Regions from separate parts of the Homo sapiens genome. Here region 1 is linked to region 2. Evidence: read pairs that join two places in POLR2A ChIA-PET (ENCODE). Cell type or tissue: PC-9. All regions are shown on one strand. Links, peaks and the distances in the headings refer to the core of each region. The heading gives the core; the rest is flanking DNA. Region 1 overlaps MAOA (monoamine oxidase A). Region 2 has its middle 51 kb from the start of MAOA.

Region 1 (9,777 bases), core at 2,956-5,455, 140 kb before region 2:
CTTTACTATTTCCTGATCCAAAGTGGAGGCTGCTTCCTCCAGGAGGCTGTGAGCCTCTAGGCTCTGTAATGACAGTTCACCATTGCCTAAGGGAAGAAAAAGGACAGTTACAGGCTGGGCCTTCACCTACTCCACCTCCACAGACAGAAAGTCAAATGCTTTGTTTCTGAAATCATCATGTATTTTGCATTGAAGGGAATAAAAACAGGACACAGAAATTGTTTCTGATGAGCACATCACGTTTAACTTTGTGAATTTCAGAAAGTGATCACAAGGCTTTATTCTATCAATTAACATGAGTTGATCTACACTGACAAATAAGATGGAGCTTGATCTTACTGAAATTAATTAGGTGATTCTTTGAATTGTTTTTACTTTAACAATGATTGGAATTAAGCCAAAGGTAGTTAAATCCAGTACACTTAAACATGGCCCAATGACACAGCCTTTAAACTTGTCAATATTTTCCTCTTGGTGGTATTGAAAACCAGTGAGCAGAGAGCATAAGAACAGAACTTCAAGACCGTGGCAGGAGCTTGTATTTGTACAGCACAAACCCCAGGGCAGTTACTGATGTGGAAAATCCAATGATCTTCAGCAGGCCAGAAACAGAGGGCAGGTTCCTTTCCCAGAAGGTGTGGGTGATTTCTACCGCTGGAACGTCCTAGATGAAGGAACACAGATCATGAGCAAAAAACTCATGCTGACAAGGAGGAACAAAACACTGCAAGATCCATGCATGGAGACCCCTGGGATAGTTGCATCTATAATTAAATCGGAGGCTAGAAGAAGGGAGATGTGAGTTTTATGTTCCATGATTGGTCTAAGGAGAGATAGTGCCCAGAGTCACCAAACTTACCTTTGATTCAGGTTCTTGTACCCAGATATCTTTCTCGGTCACCTTCCCGAGACCATTTAAGACCTGAAAGAAAGTCACCATGGTATTATGAAAAGAGGCTGTATAGTTTCTACAGATTCAAGGCCCTGCTAGCCACAGATGAGCCCCATGAGTGAGGGGCAGAGAAATGGACATACAGATTCTATCAGTGTCAAGAACTAGCAAGACCAGATGCCAAAAACGTTGCCGTGACTCGGGAGGGAGAGAGCCTGGGCTTTCCTGCTTACCTCCCTAGCTGCTCGTTCTCCAGCCTCAACTGCCCCTTCCATGTAGCCGCTCCACTTTGTGGCAGTCTCTGTGCCCGCAAAGAAAATCCTGCCCACGGGTTGACGAATCACCCTTCAAGGGAACCAAGAGGTTACACAGAGTTACTTGGGAAGGTGGGCAGGGTAAATGAGCCAATCACTGCCCTCATTTAGTCTGCAGAAGGCACAGAAATTCAGACTGTTTAAAAAACACCCGTATGACTTAGCCCAAGGTGAAAGGCCACTTTTTGCTTTCTGGATCTGCATAGAGGATCTGAACTTTCAAGTCAGGGAGAATCAGGCCATCAGATCATCAATCATTAAAGGGGATGTTGATCTTTTCCAAGCCAGCCAGAGCTGGAATATAAGAACATGTATTCAATCCCCAAATCAGATTTCTTTGCTGTTTCCTGTTGGCAGTCCATTCTTCTCCCTGTCCTGTCTTTCTCGGGGGAAGGTGCACTCTTCTTGAAAACAGCCACAGATCCAGCTTTGCAGGCACTCCCAGTGTGTCAGGAGGAACTGCAGTGGCAGGTGGGAAGACAGGGACGTCAACTATCATTTCTGGCAAAGGAGAGACCTGAGACATTATATGGGTGTGTCTCTTTAAGAAAACAACCTCTGTACAGTTAGCTTCTCTGAACTTCTCTGGGGACTGGCTGAGAGCAAGGAAATGGGTCTCCTCTTACAAAGAAGGGCTGGACTGAATGGACAGCTGTCCCCTCCAACTTTTTGGCTTTGACTCCTGCCATGTCCACAGCTAGTTTCATGAACTCTCCCAAGCTGCATGTCCTGCCCCCCACCCTGATGGCCTTCATCTCAACCCGTTGGCACTCCTTTTTCCAATTCCAGAACCCTGGGTTTCATCTATTCCTCATCTTAGTCTTGTCTTCTAGACTTCTACTTTGATACCAGAACTAATCCAGTTCATCAATCCTGCTATTGTTAACAAAGGCGATCTGACTCAATTAAGAAGAAAAAAAAACAGACTAAAAACTCCTGTAACGAAAAGGTTAATAAATACTTCCTCCTTTTCAGTGGACAAATGTGACCTTGTATTAACTTTCTAGCTCTGTTTCTCTGGAAACCAGATGAAGGTGTAATGCCATCTATGGAGGCAACACCATTTATGCTAAAAGTGCCTCCCCTCCCATCCCCACATTAGTGAACTGCATCCAGGCTGGGAGGACTCTAAATGAATTGTAAATACCTGGTAGGAGGCTATCACTTTGGGCTTCCCTGAGTGTGGTGTCTCTTGTAACTGAGCAAGTCTTATAACTGAGCAAGGTACCGGACACTATGCCTATGAAGCATAGAGATAATGGCTCCCATGGAGCAAGGGGCTTCTAGGTCAAGGTGGACCCACCCCACGTGGATGTCATTTCCTCACATCTCAACTGTATACAGTGAGGACTCTTCCCCTGAAGAGGACTGTCTGCTGATGCTGCTCTGTTGGCAAGACAGAAGTGTTGGATAAACACATCCAATGTCCTTCTGTGTTGACTGGTGCCAAGGAGCCTAAGGCAGTCATGTGAGACTAAATGTCAAGTTGAGCTCACGAAGTCCCCTTGGAGGACACTGTAGCTTGCTTCATTCTCACAAGCACTGTTCACATCTGAAATCCTCCCCACTGTTCTGCTATTGTTCTGTATGCTGACAGCTATTGTTCTATGTAATGACATCCTTATTTTTCTATGGACATCCAGAAATATACAAGTATTATCTAGGACATAAGAAATGGGGATTTTGACAACTATTTCTAGAATTTGCATTGAACTCTGCTTTTCCTTTTAAATTTGGCACAGGTCTTGGATTAATTGGCGTAGTGCTTGCGTAATACCTTCCATATTGAGTCATGATCCCAGGAGGGAAGTAGGCCGTGTAGCAGCCCCCAGAGTACTGCTCCTCACACCAGTTCTTCTCTTCATAATGCACTGGCTGCAGTTCAGTGGGGAAGAAAATACAAAAGAGAAAACAAAGCTGAAATGCTGCGAGTCAATAATATCGTTGCTTTAACAAAAAGTTTACATTAAGAAAATAAAGAAAATCCTGTTTTTCTAACTCACTTAAGGGGAAACATGATAGTACCAAGCAATGGCCTTTTGTGAAGTACCATGTGGCAAAACATGTATACTTTGCTCTTCCCATTTTCTTGATTAGGGAAGACATGAAGTATTCCAGTATCTGGGAGAGAGGGGTATCCATCCATCCATGCAGATTCTGAAGTCTTTAGAGCTAAGTCTATAGGAAACCCCATCAACAATTCAGCTTGTGGAAAGGTCTGCTCAAATCTCTGGAGTCCCTAATAACAGACTTTACTTCCCCATCTATCAGGCATTATTGCTAAGGAAAGGGTGGGAGGGAGGAGGCAGAAGACAAACAAATGTCTAAGAAAGGCTTTTTTCCCAGCCACTTTTCTAAGCTGGAAACATGTATGATGGGAATTCCACGAAAAAGCGGCAATTAAGATGAAAACTATTTCCTAGGGGACATGAGAGAACCTTCTCTAATTTCCCTGGCACATTCAGAAAGTTTATTATTTGAACAGTTTAGAGACAAGCCCCTGAAAGAGCGCTCAGCCATTCTATTTTTTTTTTCAAAAAGACGTAATTTCATTCTCCTAATTGCTTTCAGTGGTGGATTGAAAGCACTGATATTCCTAAATGAGTTGTGAATTGAGTTCACACATGGAAAAACAAATTAGTATGACTTTGACCTGGGAAGAGACTCTAGATTCAGTCTATCTTGTCAAGTACATACTACTTTGCCTTCACCAACAAATGATAACATATCTGGAATTTAATTGTGCAGCAGGTAAGTGACACTGACTGGGGGCAGGACTTCTGTTCTAGGAACCCAACTCACCCATTCTTGACATAATCCCTGCAGCTCTAGGCTCTCATTACAATTGGCTGCCAGTTATCTAGTGAACATTTAAACAGCCCAAAGAAGTTGCTGTGTCAGAAATTCCATGCGCCTAATACCAGCTTTTAATGACCTTTTGTGACTGCTGAAGTTTATCCTCCAAGTTAAGCATATCGCTTTATACTCTCTTCATAAGACTGTCAAAAAATCAGAATATGCTTTGCTTTACTACTTATAGTGAACAGAGAAGAACCTGCTAGGGATTAAAGCTGGGAGTTTCTTACATGTAAAGCTTCTTGGGATCCCAGCACTTTGGCATAGAGCTCACAGATTTTCTTCTTCCTATAAAACAGAGCCAAAAAAAAAAAAAAATAAAGTTAGGGAAGGAGTAACTGATGGGTATAGAATAAATACAGTGAGTTCTAGAGCTCTTGGTATCAACCAGATTTATTACAGATAAATTAAAATCCATGGCCTTCTGTAACTGCACAAATGAACATTTCCATGAATCCCCGCACTCAAATTAACTTTCAATGCCTCAGTAGTCATTTAATTTGAGGATTCAATGGAATTATTCTTTTCTTTTTTTACATTTTTGCCTCTTTCACTACCTAATATGATATCTTCTCGAGATAAAAATGGGAAAAATGAATTCAATTAAGTTTAGCCAGTCTTAGGAACTGATTCTATATAACTTTTCTGGAATACGTAGAGTTCTAAAATGATCCCTTTTATAAGTCTATAGTATAAGTGATGGTGTCTTTTAACTATCCTATACTTGTGTTTTAATTACCTACAAACATATAAAGCTCATTTCATCTTTTAAGCATAACATAAGATATGCTATACAGAAAGTATCTACAGTCATTTCAGTCTAGGAATTTGTCACTTGATAGAATGGTCTGTGGACCACAGTATTTCAAAGTGTATCTGAGGGATGGGCAAAATATGCTAATGTTACCTCAAACACAGCCTTTGGTTATTCTCATAATTCATTATCTAAATGACTAGCCCAGAACATGGTATTTTCATGTCTGAAAAAGTTAGTGGTTGTACTTATATAAACTCTTTTTGAAACGAAATACATTTTAAACTCACAACTACTCATGGTGAATTTTTTTAAAAGTCTAATTTACTAAAATCACCTGTTTTAGAAATTAATGGTTTTATTTCTGGATTTGTTTGCATAGGTTCACACTGATCCAGTTATATACTTTTCCTATTTACCTTTTATAGTTTTAATATAGTTTAAACATTTGAAAATGCTCTAAAATATTTGTTAAGGGATAACAAGCAACTGGAAAAATATTTGCTTAAAAATGTGGCAAAAGGTTTGAGTCAAATCTGTAAGACAAGTATTAAAAGCTGAAGAGACAAAATTATGCAGGGCGGGGGGAGCTCAAGCTTACTGGTAATAAAGAAATAGAGATTTAGAAATATACAATTTTATGTTGCCAATTACATTAGAAAATATTTTAAAGACATGCCCCCAATTTCTCTGAATAACATGGGACAAAGTGTAACCTTATAAATTTATCTAAATCCTCACACTTAAACCATTTTTATAACTTCCAGAACATTCACCTCATATGTATAAAATCAGGAGGAGGAGGCAGATTATAAACTTTGCTTATTGTTACCATTTTCCATGGAAGGTTTAAGGGAGAGACAAATGCCACTCCTGAGATGATGTCATGCAACATTAGATGGATATTTAGGTGGATAGTTAAATTTCAGGATAGTCAGAGGAAGTTTGGCTTCCTTCAAAGAGCTGCTCACATTATACATAAAAAGTCATAAAGGAAAAGAAGAATGGGAAGAAGTCTCAAGACTACTGTCTGTCTGTCTGTCTCTCTCAGCCTGATTCAAGCCCCTCATTTCAGAGATGAGGAAACCGAGGCTCAGGGAGCTGCAGAGATCTGTTTGATTTTGCTCAGCTAATTAATAGCAGGGTAAGGCTATTACCCTTCTGAGTAATCTGCCCATAGTAGGTACTCAATAAATATTTGTTCAGTCAAAACCCATCCTCAGCCTACTCTTTGCCTAGTCTATGAAGAGATGACTGATTCTAACACCTACTTCACAAGGGTGTTACAAGCAATAATTCAGACATTTCAAGTTAATTAGAAAATGAAAGTATCGGCAATGATTATTCTAAAAAAGCTCAACAGTACTTAACTTATTACTGTTATTATTATTTCTGAGATAGGGTCTCACTCTGTCACCCAAGCTGGAATGCAGTGGCACGATTATGGCTCACTGCAGCCTTAACCTCCCTGGACTCAGGTGATCCTCTCGCCTCAGCCTCCCAAGTTGCTGGGACTACAGATACATGTCACCAGGCCTGGCTAATTTTTTTATTTTTTTGTGGAGACGGTTTCTCTATGTTGCCCAAGCTGGTCTTCAACCTCTGCACTCAAGCAGTCTGCCTGCCTCAGCCTCCCAAAGTGTTGGGATTACAGGTGTGAGCCAATGCGCCAGGCCTGCTTAACTTACTTTCTGGATGTGTAATAAAATTTTTATTAAAGCAGAGTGAAACCTGAAATCCAATCAACCCACATTGTAGTTAGTTTTCATTCATGAATGTTAAAAACAATTATAATAGTTACAAGTCATTATTTACTGTATTTCATATTATTAGAAGAGCCAAGGATGTGTTCACACAAACATAGGAAATTATCTTTCCCTTTCCCTTCTTCCCTTTAAAATTAAAAATTTTTGGAAAAGATATGTAAGGCAAGGATGTTAAAACAATGCACTGATTGATTAATTTGGCTCTAAAAATAACAGAACCTAAGTGATGAATAAAAGAGGCCACTGTGCAAATCATCTCGTTGAACTTATTCACTGGTTTCTAAATCTGGTTGCTTATCATAATCACCTGAAAAGCTTGTTGAAAAATACAAATACACAGGCCCCACCTCAAACCTACTCAATCACAATCTATAGGTCTTATAAAAACATATTTTCCAAACATCTTTTGGGATATTTTGATGCAGTCAGATCTGGGAACCACTGTTTTTGTCAATGACATATTTAGTAAGGGTTTTGCCTTACAAGAACTTTTGAGAAGTTCAGCCACTGTGTGGAATCATAACCAAATGTCTACCTACAGGCTGGTATTTATTTTACTATTAATAAGGAGGGAAAGCAGGAAATCCAAAAGAAAATGTCAGCTTAGTGTGGTGTAATGAAAAAGTATGCGCTATATGCTACTCCAGACTTTTTGTCACAAGCTAGCTGCGATGATTTGAATGTATGTGTCCCTCCAAAATTTAAATGTTGGAACTTAACCTCCAAGGTGATGGTATTTTGAGGTGGGGTCTCTGCGGAAATGATGAAATCAGGAAGATTCTGCTCTCATGAATAGATTAGTGCCCTTATAAATGGGCTGGAGGGAACTAGCTAGGCCCTTTCTGCCCTTCTGCCTTCCTCCAAGTGAGGATACCACCTTCATCACTTTTTGTCCTTCCTCCTTCTGCCTTTTCTGCCATGTGAGGGCACCATGAGAAAGTGCTACCTACGGAACAGGTTCTCACCAAACACTGAATTGAATCTGTTGGCATCATAATCTTGGACTTCCCAGCCTCTAGAACTGTGAGAAATAAATTTCTATTCTTCATAAATTACCCAGTTTCAGGCACTTTGTTACAGTATCACAAATGCACTAAGACACTAGCTATGGAGGCTTGAACAAATCATTCCCCATCACTGGACCCCAAATCCCTCCTCCATTGAGTGAGTAGAGTTTATTTTTAACAACCATGAGATTCCACAATCTCATGGTTGTTTGAATCCCATGATTGTTGAGATTCAACCATTTACCACTTACAGTGAACAGAGAAGAACCTGCTAATTGAAACTGGGAGTTTCTTCCATGTAAAGCTTACCTGCAAACCATGAGATTCAAATAAACAAATCCGTGTGCACATGTAGGAACTCATTCTGCAGCCTTTCCCCCACTTCTAAAGTCATCAGAGTAACTCCCAAAGCAACGGCTGCTAATGGGTTAGCTGTTTAATTTTTTAAATTACATTCAGAGAAAAGTCTATATTTTTGTGTATGTATTGGACCTCTTTAAAAGCTAGCAGAGGATTTAGGGCTACCCAGAGGCAACCCTCCAACAGCCAAATAACTCTGATGTTAAAAGGCTTACCTCTTCAGGTAAGACTTTAATTGAACAAAGGATTCCAAAACAAAACAAAACAAATATACCATGACAGGAAGAGAAAGGGAGAAAGAAAGAAAAAAAAAAAAACCACTGTCCTAAAATAAATTTTATACTAGGAAGCTTTCAGATAAGGGAACATCAGAACTGTGTCCCAGATAAGCAGTAGTGAATATTTTCATGTACAAAAGTTGCTACAGGTTAAAATATACTTTTTAGAAAGTCCATGTCAGAGAATCTTAGAAAAAGATTATGGCCTTGAAAGAGGATTGGGATTCGGTTTCTACAGCATTTTTCACAGCTAATATTTTCTATGATTTTTATCCATCCATCTCTCAGGGAAATCCTACCTCTTAACTACTGTAAAATAAACACGAACATGTAAAATTAATATATGCACACGGGCAAGGGCTAGGTCAAGAGGGCTGTAGCAAAATACAAAAGGTTGGTTTGTTGGAATTTTGAGAATATTTGTGAAGTACTGTGTTTTTCCTCATGTTATTCTACTACTGTCAGTGCAAAAACAAAATACAAAGCTAACTTTTTCATCTATTTTTCAGTTATAAATTCTTACCTTATTTCCTTATGTAGCTTAGCAAGTCGATCAGCTTTCCGGGCAAGAATGAAGCTGGAGAGAGAGGTTACATTGAATGATCAGGTTACAGCTGTTTATTTTAAGAGCTGCCCTTTCTTTCTGAAGTATTCTTAACCTGTAGCTATTCAGCATGAAATGAACTCTCTCAGACCCTCCTCCTCTAGTAGGGCAAATGCCATATTGTCTTTGGTCTGCCTGTGTGTCCAAAACCCCTGCTAGGCTGTGATCCCCTACACGACAGGTGACCTCCTATTCAATATTTTACTTCTAAAGTTTAACATGGTTTTTGGCATATAGTAGGAAATCAAATGTTGAATGAATGAATGTTGTGCTAAATGATTATTCTGGTAATGACTGTTGCCTTCTGCCAAATACTTTATCAAAGCTGGAAAAACAAATATAAACATGTGTCTGTAGTGGAGGCCACGGTGGGCCCCCCAGGCTCCCTTTGGGACCAGGCACTCGTTACTCTTACCTCACAGCTGAAACCTTCCCCAGTAATTGGACGGGGCAGCAGAGAATGCCTCGCTCAAGGTCCCACCCCTCCCTAGAGTTGTTCTGACCTAGATGCGGTTGAAGACAACTCTGAAGGGCCACCCAGCTCCAGAACTTCCAAGGGAATGGCAGAGGCCTTTGTTGGGACAACATTGGAGCTCAAGTTCCGCATAATCCTTCTGCCATAGGTAGTCATCCCCAGAGCACTTCCCAATAAAGTTCCAGCACCCAGATCTCCAGCTCTGAGTCAGCTTCCCTGGAAACTGACCTAATATAGTCCCCAAATAAAGTAACTCAATAAAACTCAGTTATAACCTGCCTGCTCCCCTTTAATCAAATATATTCTATTTATTATACTGATATTACTAACTGCATGTATATTTAAAAGAATTGAATTGTGACATGAAGTCCTTAGTTATACTATTATTAGAAAGCTTTCAAAAATCCAAATGAGCTAAAGGACAATGAAATTATTTTTCCATTAAAAAATTTTTAAATTTGTATTTCTTTT
Region 2 (9,777 bases), core at 4,501-7,000:
TATGCACCCAACATCAGAGCACCCAGATATATAAACAAATATTAGAGCTAAAGAGAGACATAGGCCCCAATACAATAAGAGCTAGATACTCCAGTATCCTACTTTTAGCAATGCACAGATTTTCTAAGCAGAAAATCAGCAGATAAACATTGGACTTAATAAATATTTACAGAATATTTCCTCCAATGGCTGCAGAATATACATTCTTTTCCTGAGAACATGGATCATTCTCAAAGACAGATCATGTGTTAGGTCACAAAACAAGTCTTAAAACACTCAAAAAAGTTGAAATAATATTAAGTATCTTCTCTGGCCACAATAGAGTAAAACTAGAAAGTAATAACAAGAGGGATTTTGGAAACTGTACAAACGGAAATTAAACAATATGCTCCTGAATGACCAGTAGGTCATTGAAGAAATTAAGAAGGAAATTGAAAAACTTTTTGAAACAAATGATAATGGAAACACAACATACACAAACCAATGGGATACAGCAAAAGCAGTATTAAAAGGGAAGTTTATAGCTATAAGTGTCTATATCAAAAAAGAAGAAAAACTTCAAATAAACAACCTAACGCTGCATCTTAAAGCACTAGAAGAGTAAGAGCAAACCAAACTCAAAACTAGTAGAAGAAATAATAATGATCAGAGCAGAAATAAATGAATTTGAAATGAAGAAAACAATGCAAAAGATCAATGCAACAAAACGTTTTTTTGAAAAGTTAAACAAAATTGACAAACCTTTAGCTAGACTAAGGAAAAGAGAGAATAAATAAATAAAATCAGAGATGAAAAAGGATACATTACAACTTTTATCACAAAAATTCAAAGGATCATTAGTGATTTCTATGAGAAATGATATGCCAATAAATTGGAAAATCTAGAAGAAATGGACAAATTTCCTAGACACATACAACCTACCAAAATTTAACCATGAAGAAATCCAAAACCATGAAGAAATCCAATAACAAGTAACAAGATTGAAGCCATAATAAAAAGTCACCCAGTAAAGAAAAGCCAGGGACCTGAGGGCTTTACTGCTGAATTCTACCAAACATTTAAAGAAGAACTAATACCAATCCTACTCAAACTATCCTGAAAAATAGAGGGGGAGGCAATACTTCTAAACTCATCCTACAAGGCAAGTACTATCCTGATACCAAAGCCAGACAAGCATGCATCAAAAAAAGAAAACTATAATCCAATATCCATAATGAACGTTGTTGGAAAAATTCTCAACAAAATACTGGCAAACTTAATTTAACAGCATATTAAAAAGATCATTCATCATGACCAAGTGGGATTTATCCCTGGGATGCAAGGATGGTTCAACATACAGAAATCAATCAGTGTGATGCATCACATCAACAGAATGAATGACAAAGACCATATGATCATTTCAATTGATGATGAAAAAGCATTTGATAAAATTCAACAACCTTCATGATAAAAACCCTAAAAAACTGGGTATAATAGGAACATAATTCAACATCATAAAAGCCATATGCTACAGACCCACTGCTAGTATAATACTGAATGGGGAAAAACTGAAAGCCTTTCCTCTAAGGTAGGGAACATGACGAGGATGCTCACTTTCACCACTGTTATTCAACATGGTACTGGAAGTCCTAGCTGGAGCAATCAGACAAGAGAATGAAATAAAGGGCATACAAATTGAAAAGGAAGAGGTCAAATTATCCTTGTTTGTAGATGATATTATCTTATATTTGGAAAAATCTCAAAACTCCACCAAAAAAAACTATTAGAACTTAAAAATTCAGTAAAGTTGCAGGGTACAAAATCAACATACAAAAATCAGTAGCATTTCTATATGCCAACAATAAACAATGTGAAAAAAATTTAAAAAGTAATTCCATTTACAATAACCACACATAAAGTTAAATACCTAGGAATTCACCTAACCAAATTGCTCATCTGACAAGGTATTAATAGTCAGAATATATAAGGAGCTCAAAAAACTCTATAGGAAAAAAATCTAATAATCTGATTAAAAAATGGGTGAAAGCCAGGCACAGTGGCTCATGACTGTAATCTCAGCATTTTGGGAGGCTGAGGTAGGTGGATCACTTGAGTTAAGAAGTTCAAGACCATTCTGGACAACATGGTGAAACCTCATCTCTACTAAATATACAAAAATTAGCTGGTTGTGGTGGTGGACGCCTGTAATCCCAGCTACTCAGGAAGCTGAGGCATGAGAATCTCTTGAGCCTGGGAGGCGGAGGTTGCAGTGAGCCAAGATCGTGCCACTGCACTCCAGCCTGGGCAACAGAGAGATACTGTCCCAAAAAAAAAAAAAAAAAAAAAAAAAAGAAAGAAAGAAAAAGAAAAAAGGTGAAAGATTTGAATAGACATTTCTCAAAAGAAGACATACATATGTCAAACAGGCACACGAAAAGCCGCTCAACATCATTGATCATCAGATAAATGCAAATCAAAACTACAATGAGATATCATCTCACCCCAGTTAAAATGGCTTTTATACAAAAGACAGGTGATAACAAATGCTGGTAAGGATGTGGAAAAAGGGAACCCTCTCACACCATTGGTGAGAATGTAAATTAGTATAACTATTATGGAGAATTGTTTAGAGGTTCCTCAAACAACTAAAAATAGAGCTACTGTATGATCCAGCAATCTCACTGCTGGGTATATAACTAAAAGAAAGGAAATCAGTATATCAAAGAGATATCTGCACTCCCATGTTTGTTGCAGCTCTGTTCACAATAGCCAAACTTTGGAAGCAACCAAAGTGTCTAACAACAAATGAATGGATAAAGAAAATGTGGTACATATACACAATGAAGTACTATTCAGCCGTAAAAAAAGAATGAGATCCTGTGACTTGCAACTACATGGATGGAACTGGGGGTCGTTATGCTAAGTGAAATAAACCACATACAGAAAGACAAACTTTGCATGTTTTCACTTATTTGTGGCATCTAAAAATCAAAACAATTGAACTCATGGAGATAGAGAGTAGAAGGATGAGAACCAGAGGTTGGGAAATACAGTGGTGGATGGTGGGGAGGGAGGTGGGATGGTTAATGGGTACAAAAAAATAGGTAGAAAGAATAATAAGTTCTAGCATTTGATAGCACAACAGGGTGACTATAGAAACTAATAATTTAGTTGTACATTTAAAAAGAACTGTAAGAGTATAATTGGATTGTTTGTAACAACAAGGATGAATGCTTGCAGGGATGCATACCCCATTTTACATGATGTGATTATTATGCATTGCATTCCTGTATCAAAACATCTCGTGTCTTACAAATATAAACACCTACTATGTACTTACAAAAATTAAAATAAAAAATTATAAATAAAAATAAAATTAAAATAAAAAAGTAAATTTGACAGTTCTGTGTTTAGAGAGTTTTAAGTTATTGAAATCAATTTTTATTATATTTTCCTATAATTATTTACATGCATTTTTACTTGCTAATTTGGCCTATCCCTTAGCAAGTCATAGATTTGAAACAACAAGATAGATACTAAAAAATCAATAGTAAGTGAGCATTGCATAATCTTGGTAAAATACTGACCCAAAAATATCACATACAGAAAGACACTTTCTAATCTAAAACTACTAATTCTGTTGGAGCTCAACAATGTAGATTTCATTTCATCTTCTTCATTTTCCACATCCTCTATATTTTAAAATCCTTAAACATGCATAAAAGACTCATTACAATATGAAATCTCCATTTGAAAGTTAGAAAAGCAACTCTATATGACACATTTTTTACCCAGAAATCCTTGAACCATTATCTAAATACCACAGTTGTCATTGCTTTTATGGAATGTTTCCTAAATACAGAACAATTATTTTTTATTTAAAAATTTTTAAATGATATATAATAGTTATGTTTATTTTTCAAAATTTTTATTGGTATTTAATAGTTCTGATATTTCTTTAAAAACATACAATAAAAGAAGAATAATCCAAGAATTAAGCCTAATTCTGAAACTGGAGGGCCTTGGCCCTTCTCAGTGGTTTGTAAGTTATAGTAAGGCAGTACTACATACACTTATACACAGTCCTAATAATGACACACTTCACATAGGGTTAGGTATCTTGGTATATCAGGATGTGAGTTAGTCACTTCTGAAAACTTTCTAGGAAAGCCTAATTACAGACAAACACTTCTTTGTTTCGATTTCAGGATTCCCAGCCTTGCCAAATTCTCATGTTAGTCCAGGACCCATGGAAACTCACCTTCCTCTTCTGAGAATGTCTTATTCACTGCCACGTTTACTCTATGATACTTTTAGGCAGGGAGAGAGAGTAGAACGACGTTTACATACTTTATTATACTCCAAAACACTAATGCTTTCCACCTAACCTGCACACGATTCCATTGGGATACAAGTCTGTAATAACAGTGATAATATTTCACTTAGAACTTCTGAATAGAAATAACTAATTTTAGATTATCGATCATCCACTATCAGCATATTAATTATCTATTGCTGCATAACAAATTACCCTAAAACTTAGCAGCTTAAAACAGCAAACATTTATTATTTTCTAGTTTATGTGGATCAGGAATCTGAATGCAGCTTACCTGGGTGCCTCTGGCTCAGAGTCTCTCATGAGCCTCAATCAAGGTGTCAGCTGTGGCCACAGTCATCTCAAGGCTCTACTGGAGGAAGAGCCAATTCCAAATTCACACATGTGGTTGCTGTCAGGACTCAGTTCCTTGTGAGCTGTTAGATTGAGGGCCTCAGTTCCTTGCTGGCTGTTGACTGGAGGCCATTCTCAGTTCCTGTCATATGGGCCTCTCCATATGACAGCTTATAACATGGCAGCTGGCTTCATAAGAGCAAACAAGCAAGAAGAGCCTGAGAGAGAGTATAAGGTGGAAGACATATTTTTTTTGCTCTTATTTCTGAGATTTCTTCATCTCTGTTTTCCAAATCTTCTGTTGGTTTTTGAAATTTTTGCTATCATGTTTTTCACTTCTAATAACTTTTTTTGATTGTTATTTTCTAAGTGGTTTTTCCATTGTAGTACCCTAGTCTTGTTTCACAGATGCAATATTTTCTCTTAACTCCCTGGGGATGTTAATAATTAAAATATTTGTATCCATTATGGTTCAACTAGAGAGACAGAGCCACAAGGATGTGTGTGTGTGTGTGTGTGTGTGTGTGTGTGTGTGTGTGTGTATGTCTGTGTTTCTTTGTATCTGATGTTAGAATGTTAAGTCCACAGAGCAGTGTGTCATGAGAAAAGATAACTGTAAAGTGGGGAAGGGAAAATGCAGTCTGGGATCTCATAAGGAGAGACTGAAATCCATGTCAGTTCTGACCTTAATGGTGTGAGTGTTCTGCTTCATCATGGAGGTAAACACACATATAGGAATTGGAAAAGCTGAAGGAGGATCCAGGGAAGGTAGAGAAGTTGCTGGTTCAGCCACTACTTCACATCAACACATGAGTCAGCAGATTAGCAACAACTTGTGTGAGCTACAAAATGGCTACTGTTTCCTGTCTAAGCTCCAAATCTTCCCAGAATCTCCCTTGCGGCTGATGGCAACAGGAAACATACAATAAAGAGAATTCTGGGAAATGTAGTTCAGTGTAGCTAAGTCGACACATTATAAAGCCACCACAATTACCAAACTACTTTTTTTTTTTTTTTGAGATGGAGTCTCACTCTGTCACCCAGGCTGGAGTGCCGTGGCACAGTCTCTGCTCACTGCAAGCTCTACCTCCTGGGTTCATGCCATTCTCCTGCCTCAGCCTCCCGAGTAGCTGGGACTACAGGCGCCAGCCACCAAGCCCAGGTAATTTTTTTTTGTATTTTTAGTAGAAACGGGGTTTCACAGTGTTCACCAGGATGGTCTCGATCTCCTGACCTCGTGGTCCACCTGCCTCGGCCTCCCAAAGTGCTGGAATTACAGGCGTGAGCCACCATGCCTGGCACCAAACTACTTTTTAGATTGCTATAGATTGCTCATACCATACATTTAAAAATGCATTTCATAGAGATTGATTCATTCAACATGTATTGAATCTGAGAACTAAAAATAAGATCCTATACCTCCCAACCACTGAATGGACTGGCCAAGGGGACCCCAGAGAAATTTTAAAAATTGAGTTCCCAGTCATGATGTGACAAGAGGTTGGACACAGTTTGTTATATTCCCTCCCTTTTGTGGTTTAGACACAACAATTAACCAACAATAGTGTTAAATAGAGATCATAAGATTGATAGAACGGGGTCTTTGTGACAATAAGATACCAAATTATAAACATGCCAGGCAAGGGTTAAGTCACGCACCACCACACTTAAAGAATAAACTATGTTCTATCTGCCACAACATTTTTCTTTTTCACTAGTAGCTAAACAAGCACTGGCCTTGAGATACACAATTTTTTTTTTTTTTTGAGACTGAGTCTCACTCTATCGCCCAGGCTGGAGTGCAGTGGTGCAATCTCAGCTCACTGCAACCTCCACCTCCCGGGTTCAAGCGATTCTCTTGCCTCAGCCCCGCCAAGTAGCTGGGATTACAGGTTCACACCACCACACCTGGCTAGGTTTTGTATTTTTGGTAGAGACAGGGTTTCATCATGTTGGCCAGGTTGGTCTTGAACTTCTGACCTCAGGCGATCTGCCTGCCTTAGCCTCCCAAAGTGTTTCAATTACAGGCGTGAGTCACCGCACATGGCCTGAGATAAACAATTTTTAAACATTTGTGGCTCATCCACCGCCAGGCACTGACTAACTAACCTCTTATACCAAAAGCCATGAAGGAGAATGATTTCAGTAACTTTCTTCTGATGAGAGACCACCAATCATAGACTGGTTCTCGTTTGTTTACAGAGGCTGCACACCTGATTGCCTCCATGTCCCTGCTTTAGCTTTTGATGTATAGGGCCTAATAGTAATTCATTTAAATGTTAAGTCTCTACCCTAACATGAACTTGGGTTGTATGTCACATACATGTTTGTTGAATACCCATGTGTCAGGATCCCCTTTGTGAATATTCATAGCTCCTGCTATAACCTGTTAAATATATATACTTGGCCAACCTGTTCAACGTAAGTTCCTCTTCCACCCTCCCCTCCCTCAAAGTGCCTATTTCTGGTCTCTACTGAAGGCCATACTTCCCAGCCTGTGGAATGGCCGCCCTGCAGACTATAAACCTTTATACAAAACAAAGTCTCTTTTCTAAATTTATAAATTTGTGATTTTTAAGTTGACAAGTCTCAATAGATAAGAGGTTTTAAGAAATTCACAGTTCCATCAATAGAGAGCAAGAGTGCAGATGGAGTCCCAGAGGTCTACATTCTCTAGTTACAATCATCTACTCCCCAGTCTCCATGTCATCACTGGCAGGAATGAAAAGGGAGACCAGATCTCTGTGTGTTTCTGGCAAGACTTCCATCTCTCCACTCATTACAGCTTTACTACCACTGTTTGCCTTGAGGGAATCAAGAATAATCTCACCATGATCTTTGGGAGTATACATTAATTCAGCCATTGTGGAAAGCAGTATGGTGATTCCTCAAAATGCTAAAAGCAGAACTATCATTTAACCTACCAATCCCGTTACTGGGTATATACTCAGAGGAATATAAATCATTTTACCATAAAGACACAGGCATGTGAATGTTCATTGCAGCACAATTCACAATAGCAAAGGCATGGAATCAATCTAAATGCCCATCAATGACAGATTGGATAAAGAAAATGTGGTACATATACACCATGGAGTACTATGCAGCCATAAAAAGAAATGAGATCATGTCCTTTAAACGGAGCTGGAGGCTGTTATCCTCAGCAAACTAATGCAGGAAGAGAAAACCAAATGCTGCATATTCTCACTTATAAGTGGGAACTAAGTGATGAGAATTTATGAACACAAAGAAGGAAACAGCAGACACTGGTCTATTTGAGGGTGGAGAGTGGGAGGAGGGAGAGGAACAGAAAAGATAACTATTATGTACTGGGCTTAATACCTGGGTGATGAAATAATTCATACAACAAACCCCCTTGACATGAGTTTACCTGTGTAATAAAGCTTCACATGTACCCCTAACCTAAAATAAACACTTTTAAAAAGTCTCACCATGATCTTTGTCCCTGTTTATGGCAGTACCCATAAGAAACCCATCATTTCTTTTCTATTCTCCCAGAAACTAATCCCCAAGTAATTCTCTGAGCAGTGACAACCCCTATCTCAAGTTCCATCCTTCTTCCTTGCTCTGTTTTTTCTCTATAGCACTTACAACTTTCTGACACAATGTTTGCTTTACTAAATTCTTTGTTTGTTTGATTTTATCCATTAAAATGTAATCTTTAAGTGGGCAGGGAATTTTTCTGTTATGATCACTGTTATAGCTCCAGAGGAAACTGCCCCACACATAATACATATTCAATAAACATTTGTAGACTAAAGGTAAGTTATCTACTCATTTCAATGATGCAATTTATGGTACCTGTTTGCTAATAAGTCATGGTTTTATTGAACTGAGCAAAAGATGGAATGAATAAAAGATATTCAGATGCTGTATTTATCCATGGGTTTAGATGTCATGAATGTTCTGGAAACAGTCTGCTTTTTCATGTTTTTTTAAAAGAATCCACAGAAACAACCCCAGGGAACTACTTTATCTTACTTTTTTTATTGTTTTGAGACGGAGTTTTGCCCTTGTTGCCCAGGCTGGAGTGCAAAGGCGGGGTCTTGGCTCACTGACGCCTCTGCCTCCCGGGTTCAAGCGATTCTCCTGCCTCAGCCTCCCGAGTAGCTGGGATGACAGGTGCATATCACCACACCCGGCTAATTTTTGTATTTTTAGTAGGGACAGGGTTTCTCCATGTTGGCCAGGATGGTCTCGAACTCCTGACCTCAGGTGATCCACTTGCCTCAACCTCTCAAAGTACTGGGATTACAGGCGTGAGCCACTGCACCTGGCCTTATCTTACTTTCTGTAAGAAATAATTTCTGGAGACTATAGAAGGATGTTTATGTTACTCCTTGGTGTTTTGACAGAGCACATCAGTCCTCTACTGATTCTGGTTTTCTTAAAATTGTGAAGACTATTTCTAAAATATTTGAACCTGAAAATATTATAATGGTTTTTCAGCTGTACTCATCATTTCTTTACCCTAACTGCTTGAAGGTTTATTAATAAGCTAAGGCAATAAACTCTGGGTACCAATTCATCTCAGAAGTGTAGTTTAATATCCTCTTCTCAAAAGCAGTTGTTCTGTGTTGCCTGTATGTGTTTCCAAGTCCAGGATTATTTAGCCCAGATAAAAGTAAGAACCAACTGAGAAAGGGTTTGTAAGGTTCACCAGGCTTTTCTGCAAAACCAGACAGCCAGCTGTTCCTTATTGTGCTAGAAACAATGCTATATGCTCACCAAATCCCATTTCATTTTCCACTGTCTGGATAAATAGGAAAGTTACAGTCTCCAAATTCACTTGCTTTGAAATTTCAGCCATGTAACTGGATTCTAGGTAATGGGTTGTGTGTGGTGGAAGTGGGTGAAGGCCATGTTTTCCGAATGGTATATATTCAAGATGGTGGAGCTTCCAAGACTTGGGTGACTGATTGTGTAGCACAGTCCCCCATTGACTGTGCTGATCATATGTGAGTCAGAAATAATTTGTTGTCATGTTAAACCACTGAGATTTTAGGTTTTATTTGTTACTGTTTCCTGACTAATCCAGCCACCATTGGTAGGAACCTGTGACTGAACTGAAAAACTCAAAACTTAGGTCGATTAAAAATATATTCTGG

What was found. ChIA-PET counts read pairs that join two places held together with the same protein. Peaks named below come from ENCODE experiments on the same cell type or tissue, not always from the same donor. Only the 100,000 strongest peaks of a DNase experiment are listed, where the experiment ranks them.
Region 1: POLR2A ChIA-PET joins it to region 2 with 7 read pairs; 2 of 35 experiments call an interaction of 5 or more read pairs at or near these places.

What each region holds. Positions count from the first base shown.
Region 1 is chrX:43,735,254-43,745,030 of GRCh38, reverse strand. It overlaps MAOA (monoamine oxidase A), which reads right to left. Exons shown (of 15, transcript NM_000240.4): 10 at 8,751-8,804; 11 at 4,293-4,350; 12 at 2,984-3,081; 13 at 1,126-1,237; 14 at 860-922; 15 at 1-664. The coding sequence ends at 518. Among named protein-coding and RNA genes, the nearest start is that of MAOA, 84 kb to the right of the region's middle. In PC-9, for the core only: no CTCF peak of the experiment used is centred there; no DNase peak of the experiment used is centred there.
Region 2 is chrX:43,599,948-43,609,724 of GRCh38, reverse strand. No RefSeq gene overlaps it. Among named protein-coding and RNA genes, the nearest start is that of MAOA, 51 kb to the left of the region's middle. In PC-9, for the core only: no CTCF peak of the experiment used is centred there; a DNase peak (open chromatin) is centred at 5,524; H3K27ac peaks cover 485 bases.